Linked DNA regions of Homo sapiens: region 1 is linked to region 2. A link is an interaction called in ENCODE POLR2A ChIA-PET data of the cell type or tissue named here. Cell type or tissue: PC-9. All regions are shown on one strand. Each heading gives the region's core, and the rest is flanking DNA. Links, peaks and the distances in the headings are about the cores only.

Region 1 (4,396 bases), core at 172-4,171, 120 kb after region 2:
CCTCCTAAAGTGCTGGGATCACAGGCATGAGCCATCGTTTCTGGCCCTGGTTTCCCATTTTTGAGTCAGCTTTTAGCTAAGTTGATTTTACTTTCTGGGCCAGGCAGGGCTAGAAGCCCTAACCCAGTATCTGACATATCGCCCCCACAGCATTATATTCATGCCATATGGCTTTCCATGACTCCAGCTGAAGCTGTAACTTCATGGGAAAGAAGTTGGGCAGCTAAGTCAGACTGCAACAGAAAGATTCAAGGGCATAGGGTAAGACAGCCCGGACTGGAGTCTTCGATTCCCTACTTAATAGCTGTATGACCTTTCTGGGCTTTCCACTTCATCTCTTTTTTTTTTTTTTTTTGAGACGGAGTTTTGCTGTTGTTGCCCAGGCTGGAGTGCAATGGCACAATCTCGGCTCACCACAACCTCCGCCTCCCGGGTTCAAGTAATTCTTCTGCCTCAGCCTCCCGAGTAGCTGGGATTATAGGCATGCGCCACCATGCCTGGCTAATTTTGTATTTTTAATAGAGACAGGGTTTCTCCATGTTGGTCAGGCTGGTCCCAAACTCCCAACCTCAGGCGGTCCGCCCACCTCAGCCTCCCAAAGTGCTGGGATTACAGGCATGAGCCACTGCACCTGGCCTCCCCTTCATCTCTAAAATAGAAATAACAATTTTTATTTCACATAGCTGTGGTGAGAATCAATATGATCATGTATGTGGAAATACTCTAAACAGTGTAAAGCTGGCCAGGCACAGTGGCTTATGCTTGTAGTCCCAGCACTTTGGGAGGCTGAAGTGGGCGAATCACTTGAGCCTAGGAGTTCAAGACCAGCCTGGGCAACATGGCAAAACCTGGTCTCTACCAATATACATATATACATACTCTCTCTCTCTCTCTCTCTCTCTCTATATATATATATATATATATATACATATATATATATATACGTACATATATATATATATATGAACTAGTTGAGTGTGGTGGCACATGCCTGTAGTCCCAGCTACTTAGGAGGCTGAGGCAGGAGGATTGCTTGAGCTCTGAAGGTGAAGGTTGCAGTGATTGGAGATCACACCACTATACTCCAGCCTGGGTTCTGGGTGACAGAGCAAGTCATTGTCTCAAAAAAAAAAAAAAGTGTAAAGCCCACCATAGGAGACAAGGGTCTCCTACTTTCCCTTTTGTCTCTAGGCACCCTCCCCCAGAGTTTTTCAGGATCTCCCATCCTATCCCCTTTCTATTCTGTTTCCTCAGCCTCTTTCCTTGCAGCAGTTACTGTCTTGCCTTTCCTACACTCTTTTACAGGGCTTTGCAGGAAAAAATTAGAACTGTTGACATAGGAGGGTCTAGATGAAGAAATGGGTGCTCCATTGGATCAGAAGGATCACTCATGCTGATGATCAGAGCAAACAGGTGCTGTCCTAAGCTCTTCATAAATATAAAACCATATAAGCCTCAGAGCTGTTATATAAAAGGGGTCTGGGCAGCAGCCTCTAAGACAGTCCCCAGTGATCCCTGCCTCCTGGATTTGATGCCTTCTGTAATCCCCTTTCCTTTAGTGTGGGCTGGATCTAGTGACTCACTTCTAACAAATATAATATGGCATAGTGATGGAAAGTCACTTCCAAGATTAGATGACCAAAAGAGTGTAGCTTCTGTCTTGGGTGCTTTCTCCCCCCTCCACTCTCACTCTTGCTTACTCAGTCTGAGGAAAGACAGCTGCCACTTTATAAGCTACCCTATAGAGAGGCTCATATGGTAAGGAACAGAGAAACCTCTGGCCAACCACCAAGAAGGAACTGAGGCCTTCAGCCAAATAGCCCACCAGCAAGGAACTGAATCCTGCCAAACAACCACATGAGTGAGCCCGGAACATATCCTCACCCAGCTGAGTCTTTAGATAAGACCACAACCCCAGTGGAATAGCCTGGAGCCAGGGACACACAGCTAAGCTCACTAGATTCCTGACTCACAGAAACTGAGACATGGTTTAGTGATTTAAGCATCATTGCCTTCCTTGAGGCTAAATGCCCATCACCCAGAAGCTTGAAGAGTCCCAGCCTAGCAGCCGAGTTTCCTGATTGGTGGATTCAGAAAGTAATGTTTCAAAATTAGCTAAAGAGTAAACTTCCTAGGCCGGGCACAGTGGCTCATTCCTGTAATCTCAACACTTTGGGACACCAGGGTGGGAGGGTTCATTGAGCCTAGAAGCTTGAGACCAGCCTGGGTAACACAGCAAGACCCCATCTGTACCCCTCAACCAAAAAAAAAAATTATCCAGGCATGGTGGCATATGCCTGTGGCCCTTGCTACTCGGGAGACTGAGATGAGAGGATCACTTGAGCCTGGGAGTTTAAGGCTGCAGTGAGCCTTGATGGGGCCACTGCACTCCAGCCTGAGCAACAGAGCAAGACCCCATCTCAAAAAGAAAAAGAGAGAGAGAGAGAGAGAGAGAAATTCCAACTACTGAAAGAATATATAAACCAAAAATTGGCAATATTAGATGCATACAACTTGGGCCTCCTAGTCAAATTCTGCAACCCTTACCCTTTTGTTCTCTGCCAAATCACCAGGATTCAGGAGGGGACCTTCTCTCTACTCTCCTACATAGTATCTCTGTTAAGGAGCTACTTCTGCAGTATTTATCCACTGACTTCCTTGCCAGTTCAACAAGTTCTTCACAGCTTTTGTCAATGCCTTTACCTTTACCTCCATAGTTTCTCTACCCTGTACATACATACCCATCCTATTCTATTCTCTTTGAAGTTCTTTCTCTTTCATCTTTTGTTATAAAACATTATATTTGAGAATAACAGGGGAATATGAACTGATATTCTGCTCTCAGTTAAAAAATACATACTGCACCATGACTGGTGCAGAGTAGGCCCTCAGATATTTGCTAAATAAAATTCTTTTTGACTGCATCCTGCAAGGTTTAGGGGAGACAGAGCATCTTATAAGGTGTTCAGTTCCCTAACTCTGGTGGGAAGCTGGACAAAAGAAGAAATGCTGTACATCATCTACATCAAGCCCCATCTCCTTTCTCTTACACAGTAGAAAAATGAAGCTGGGAGAATAATGTAATAAAAATTCTACAGTGATTTAGGGGCAGAACCCAGACTAGAAACCACATCTTCTGTCTTCTAATCCAATGCTAATCCCATGTAGGCACAAATTGCCAGATGCATGACATGTAAGGACTGGGAGGCAGGGGATGGCCACCCCTCCTCAAAAGGGGGCCTTTGGTTCAGACCCCAGATGCTCCATGTCTGCCCTCCAGCCAACTACTCCGAGGGTTTGACCTCCACACCTCATTGGGGCTGACTTCTATGTGGATTTTCTGTTTGACATGTGGAAGAGTTAGACCTGTCCTGGCATAGCAGGACACCCTGAAGAGGGAGACTAGACCTTGCCTCCTCTTCTACCCCGGGGCTCCTTGCAGACTGTGCTCCCATCTCCCTCCAGGCTCCAGTGAGCCAGGCGGCTCCAGCGCAGGTCTCTGCACCGCGCGGCTTCCAAGCGCCTTGATGAGACGTGTTTAATCTTCCACCCGGATTATTTAACCTCCGCATCCTTGTTAACAAACAGCCATTATTAACGAGATGGTAGACCACATGGGGTGGGTTTGTACAGACAATGAGAGCTCCCTAGGCCTTTCTGCGAGCAAATTCATAATCCTCAGCGACTCAGCCGGCCCGAACCCTCTTACACAGAAAACTGAGTCGAACCCGGTGGTCTGGGCCCTTCCCCACGACCCCCGGGGCTGGAGGCTCCGTCCTCTGCAAACAGCTGCATCTCTCCCTTTCTTCCCTGCCTCCCACTCTCTTTCGCTCTCCCAAGGGGTGGCCACAGTGTGTTATAAATTTTACCTTTCCAGTGTGCAGGAGAGGCGAGAGGAGGCTCTGTCCCAGCTCCGGGCCTGCCTGTCTCCGAGGACACCAATTAAAGGCACTAATTGGACAGCAATACATCAAAGTCGCTCCCGGGAGTGAGTCCTCAGAGCACCAGGAATCCGTTAGTTGGGCTTTTGTTTCAAACACAGAAATACAGAGGAAAACACACACACACACACACACACACACACACACACACACACACACACACCTCTACGCGGGCAAGAGTAGGGCTCGTGCTGTGCCGCGTGGGCTCCTCTGTCTCCGCGCTCGCTGGGAGCCTCTCCCTCTCCTCTCTTTTTCCGGCTCGGCACATCAAACGATCGTTCCCGCTTCTCTGTTCTGAGTTCACCTCACTTACTTCTCCAAAGAGTGCCGCCTAGAAGGCCCACTCTTCTGGGACACGCACACTAACAGAGCCCGCGTAGACGCGGCACGCGGTTTTACCCAAGAGCGCCAGTTTCGGGAGAAACAAAACCACCTCCCCGCGCACATCGTTCTGG
Region 2 (4,396 bases), core at 120-4,119:
AAACAACAACAACAAAACAGGTTCAACCGACAGTTTAGACTTTAGTTTGTCTTTATTTTAATTACTTCATGTAAATTAACCTAAAATTATGCAAAATGATAGAAATCTTTCGTACTGATTACATTGGGAAATTTTATAGCAGCCTCAAGAATAATGGTTAGCTGAGTCTGTCTAATGTGAACTTTGAAGTGTGTTGCCTGGAGGAAACAGGAGTGGAGATTCCTGTTGGTCATGTAGAAGCAGGACCTGGAAAAACTTCCTAAGGGAGATCTACACCCAAATTTGGTATAACAGTTTTGCCACAGTGGAAGTAATAACCCAGGAGTAAAAGAATGTTAGAACAGCCTCCCAAATGTGTTTACTGCTGAAGTGCAGCTAACAGGGGGGAAAAAAGAGATTAACTGAATGGTAAGTAACACCTGGGGAAAACTACAAAAGCAGCTGGATTTATTTTGAGAGAGAATGAAGGAATTACACTGAGATACACAAAGAAAGCAAGTTATCAGGGATCTCTTTTTTTTTTACTTAAAGTCAACATGGTCCTGGAATCAGGCACATAGATTCTGGAGTCAAACCACCTGGGCTCAAATCCCTACATAATCACTCATTAGCCATTTTAACTCTGACAAGTTATTTAACATCCTACGCCTCTGTTTTTTTCCATCTTGGGCCAGTTATACCAGTTCTTAACATCTTATGCCTCGTTTTTCCTTATCTATAAAATGGGGTTTTCCTTATCTATAAAATGGGGTTATAATAGTACTTTCCTCATGAAGTTGAGGAAGCATGCCTAGAATATAGTGATGCTCGATAAATTTAGTTGTTGTTATTACTATACCCCACTTTTTACCAGGAAGGAAAGAGAAAAAATGGGCTTACTTACGATTTTTAAAGCAAGGATGTTAGTCCAATATAAGAAGAATTTCCCAAGCCTGAAGATGTTTAACAACATGAGATGGTTTTCTTAGACAAAGCAAGTCTCAGAAAGTTTCGTCATTAAAGTCTGTAGGAAAGAAACTGACCCTGACCTGCTGAGGATGAGCAAGGTGAAGCGGCAAGGAGGTCTTGTTTTGGGGCAAGAAGAGGACAGTGCTTAGATCCAGATACTTTGTGTTCAGATCTCCACTTGCACAAATCAAACATATTCCCGTGGGCAAGTCACTTATGCTGAGGTTCAAATTCTCCTTCATACTACTGTCCTAGGGAGACTCCAAAGATCCAGTATGTGAAAATGCTTTTTAAGCATCAAATGCTATAGGGTAGTCAGTACCACAATATCAAGGCATAGTACTATTTTGTCCAGCTGGTGAGGAATGGAATGGAAAATGATGCCCCTTGGCTCTTGGGTACCCTCTCAGCTCTCCATCCTAAATCACCCTCCAAGGGTAAGAAACAAACACACCAGAGGGGAGAGACAAAGCCCAGTGTAAATTCTTCCTTAGGACCAGTGCCACCCTCTGCTGTCATGCACATTTTATTGACTACCAAAAGTGTTACCCTGGAAGGAAAGACTGTCTTGACTTTGAGCAGTAGACTCAGGGACATCTGGTAAGTGGTTGAGTGTCTGCTAGACCCTCTCTCTAAAGTCAAAAATCTAACACCACTTTCCAGGCACCCTGTGATCTAATGAATTGATTTTGCATCCCACAGCATTCTGGTCCCATCTTTCCTCATGAACAAAGGGACAAGCCCTATAGGAGGTGAGATCTTGTGAGACAGTGCCCAACCATAACTGCTAATGATGTGTGTGTGTGTGTGTGTGTGTGTGTGTGTGTGTGTGTGTGTGTAAAAGAGGAAGTGCTCTCATTTCCCGTGTGGGTGGCACCAATGGCTGAGATCGGCTACTCCTGCTCTCTGGAGTTCTGATGGGGACAGAGGCAGGCTTGTCACCATTATCAATCTTGGACAACTTTAAACAATGCTAAGGGAAATATGACTTCCACAGCCAAGGAAACATACAATGGGCCCTAACTATCCCATGGGTGGCTGCCTCAGGCCTTCCTCCCCTGGCTGTTGTTCTGTCCTGCTTTCTGCTTTCAGCTATTTCATTCAAAACTGCCAGAGGCAAGAGGTGGAGCTGCACCCTTGCTTTGGAGCAGAGACTGTGTGCCTTGGATGAGTCACAGTTTGATATAGTTTAGATGTTTGTCCCCTCCAAACCTCGAGTTGAAATCTGATCCCCAATGTTGGAGGTGGGGCCTAGTGGGAGGTGTTTGGATCATGGGGGCAGATCCTTCATGAATGGCCTGGTGCTGTCTTCGTGGTAGTGAGTGAGTTCTCACTCTCTCAGTTCCCCTGAGAACTGATTATTAAAAGATTCTGACCCTGCCCCTCAATCTTCCTTCCTCCCTCACCATGTAATGCCTGCTCCCTTTTGCCTTCCGCCATGAGTGGAAGATTCCTGAGGCCCTCACCAGAAGCAGGTGCTGATACCGTTATCCTACAGCCTGCAGAACTTGAGCCAAAATTTCTCAATAAAGTACCCAGCCTCAAGTATTCTTTTATAGCAACACAAATGGAGTAAGACACAAGCTAACCACAAGATCGCAATCCTCTCAGTCCACGGTTGGAGTGAGGACTAACAGGGCATGTATAGTTGGGCATGATGAGCAACATCTGTCTTCAGTGTTTGCAACTATAGCCCTCAAACTTGAGGGCGCATTAGAATCACCTGGAGGGCTTGTGACACACAGGCTGGGCCCACCCCGAGTTTCTGATTCAATAGGTCTAGGGTAAGACCCCAGAATTTGCATTTCTAACTAGCTCCCAGATGATGCTCTTGCTTCTGGTCTGGGGAATACACTCAGAAAACCACTGTTCTAGAGTAACCTATTGAGTAACCTATTAAGCATGGGGAAAGGGTGATTCCCCAAGCAGGTGGCTATGGATCACACCATGCCCTTGGAAGACAAGGACCTATGGAGCTGCTGGGGGAGTTTATGTCCCAAGTGCAATTATTAAACAGAGGGGCAAAATGGAGACTGAATACAGGGCTCTGGAAGGGCTCATCCAGGAGGCATTTTTTTCATCTATACCGTACACCTCTGTCCACTTGTACCTGAGGTGCCTTTGTACCGGCATCTTGGCTAGGTAATAATACCCACTTTACCATTTCATATGTACATTAGAACAGTGTCATGATTTTGAAAGACCTGTTATGAAAAAGTTCAAATGAGTTTGAAATCCACTTTCATTAATAAAAGAAATTTCACTGTTATATTTGTCAGTGAAAGAAAAAGAAGACCTATTAATTTTTTAAATAGATTTGCAACTGCAGAAAATGTTCAAATGGTTGTAAAAATGGTTTAAAAAAATTTTTTTTTTTTTTTGAGATGGAGTCTCGCTCTGTCGCCCAGGCTGGAATGCAGCGGCGTGATCTCGGCTCACTGCAACCTCCACCTTCCTGATTCAAGCAATTCCTCTGCCTCAGCCTCCCAAGTAGCTGAGATTACAGGTGCACACCACCACGCCCAGCTAATTTTTTTTTTTTTTTGAGACTAAGTCTCGCTCTGTCACCCAGGCTGGGTGCAGTGGCAGGATCTTGGCTCACTGCAACCTCCGCCTCCCAGATTCAAGCGATTCTTCTGCCTCAGCCTCCCAAGTAGCTGAGACTACAGGCGTGTGCCACCACACGCAGCTAATTTTTGTATTTTTAGTAGAGACGGGGTTTCACCATGTTGGCCAGGCTGGTCTCAAACTCCTGACCTTGTGATCCGCCCACCTTGGCCTCCCAAGGTGCTGGGATTACAGGTGTTAGCCACCGCACCTGGCCAATTTAATTATTTTTATCACCTATTTTAAGAATAAAGTTCTCCTCTGGTGACTATAAAGAATTTGAAGAAATCATCATTGAAAGAAAAGTCTTGATCAAGAGTTCAGTGTAGCTATTTCAACATAAAACCTGAAATAGAAAAATATGTGTCTCTAGAAGCAAGCTCAGGTTTCTTGTGTTACAACCTGAAAAGGTTTTATTTGGAAGTTTTATACAAATTCAATGTGTCATATCTTTCTCAATACTTTGTATTTTACTTTTATTATAATTATGTATCATAAAGATAGTAATTTTCACCAAGCCCCATATTGAAGCTCCCCAATTTACTTCAGAATGCCATGCAAATATTGTACTAGAATTTTCTTTTCTTCTTTTTTTTTTTTTGAGATGCCCAGGCTGGAGTGCAACGGAGCGATCTCGGCTCACTGCAACCTCTGCCTCCTGGGTTCAAGCGATTCTCCTGCCTCAGCCTCCCAAGTAGCTGGGTTTACAGGTGTGTACTACCACACCCAGCTAATTTTGTATTTTTAGTAGAGACAGGGTTTCACCATGTTTGTCAGGCTGGTCTCGAACTCCTGACCTCAAGTGATCCACCCGCCTTGGCCTCCCAAAGTGCTGGGATTA

What was found. ChIA-PET counts read pairs that join two places held together with the same protein. Peaks named below come from ENCODE experiments on the same cell type or tissue, not always from the same donor. Only the 100,000 strongest peaks of a DNase experiment are listed, where the experiment ranks them.
Region 1: POLR2A ChIA-PET joins it to region 2 with 7 read pairs; 3 of 35 experiments call an interaction of 5 or more read pairs at or near these places.

Annotation. Positions count from the first base shown.
Region 1 is chr7:27,252,292-27,256,687 of GRCh38, reverse strand. No RefSeq gene overlaps it. Among named protein-coding and RNA genes, the nearest start is that of EVX1-AS, 7.3 kb to the right of the region's middle. In PC-9, for the core only: no CTCF peak of the experiment used is centred there; a DNase peak (open chromatin) is centred at 1,887.
Region 2 is chr7:27,370,241-27,374,636 of GRCh38, reverse strand. No RefSeq gene overlaps it. Among named protein-coding and RNA genes, the nearest start is that of EVX1-AS, 130 kb to the right of the region's middle. In PC-9, for the core only: no CTCF peak of the experiment used is centred there; a DNase peak (open chromatin) is centred at 2,116.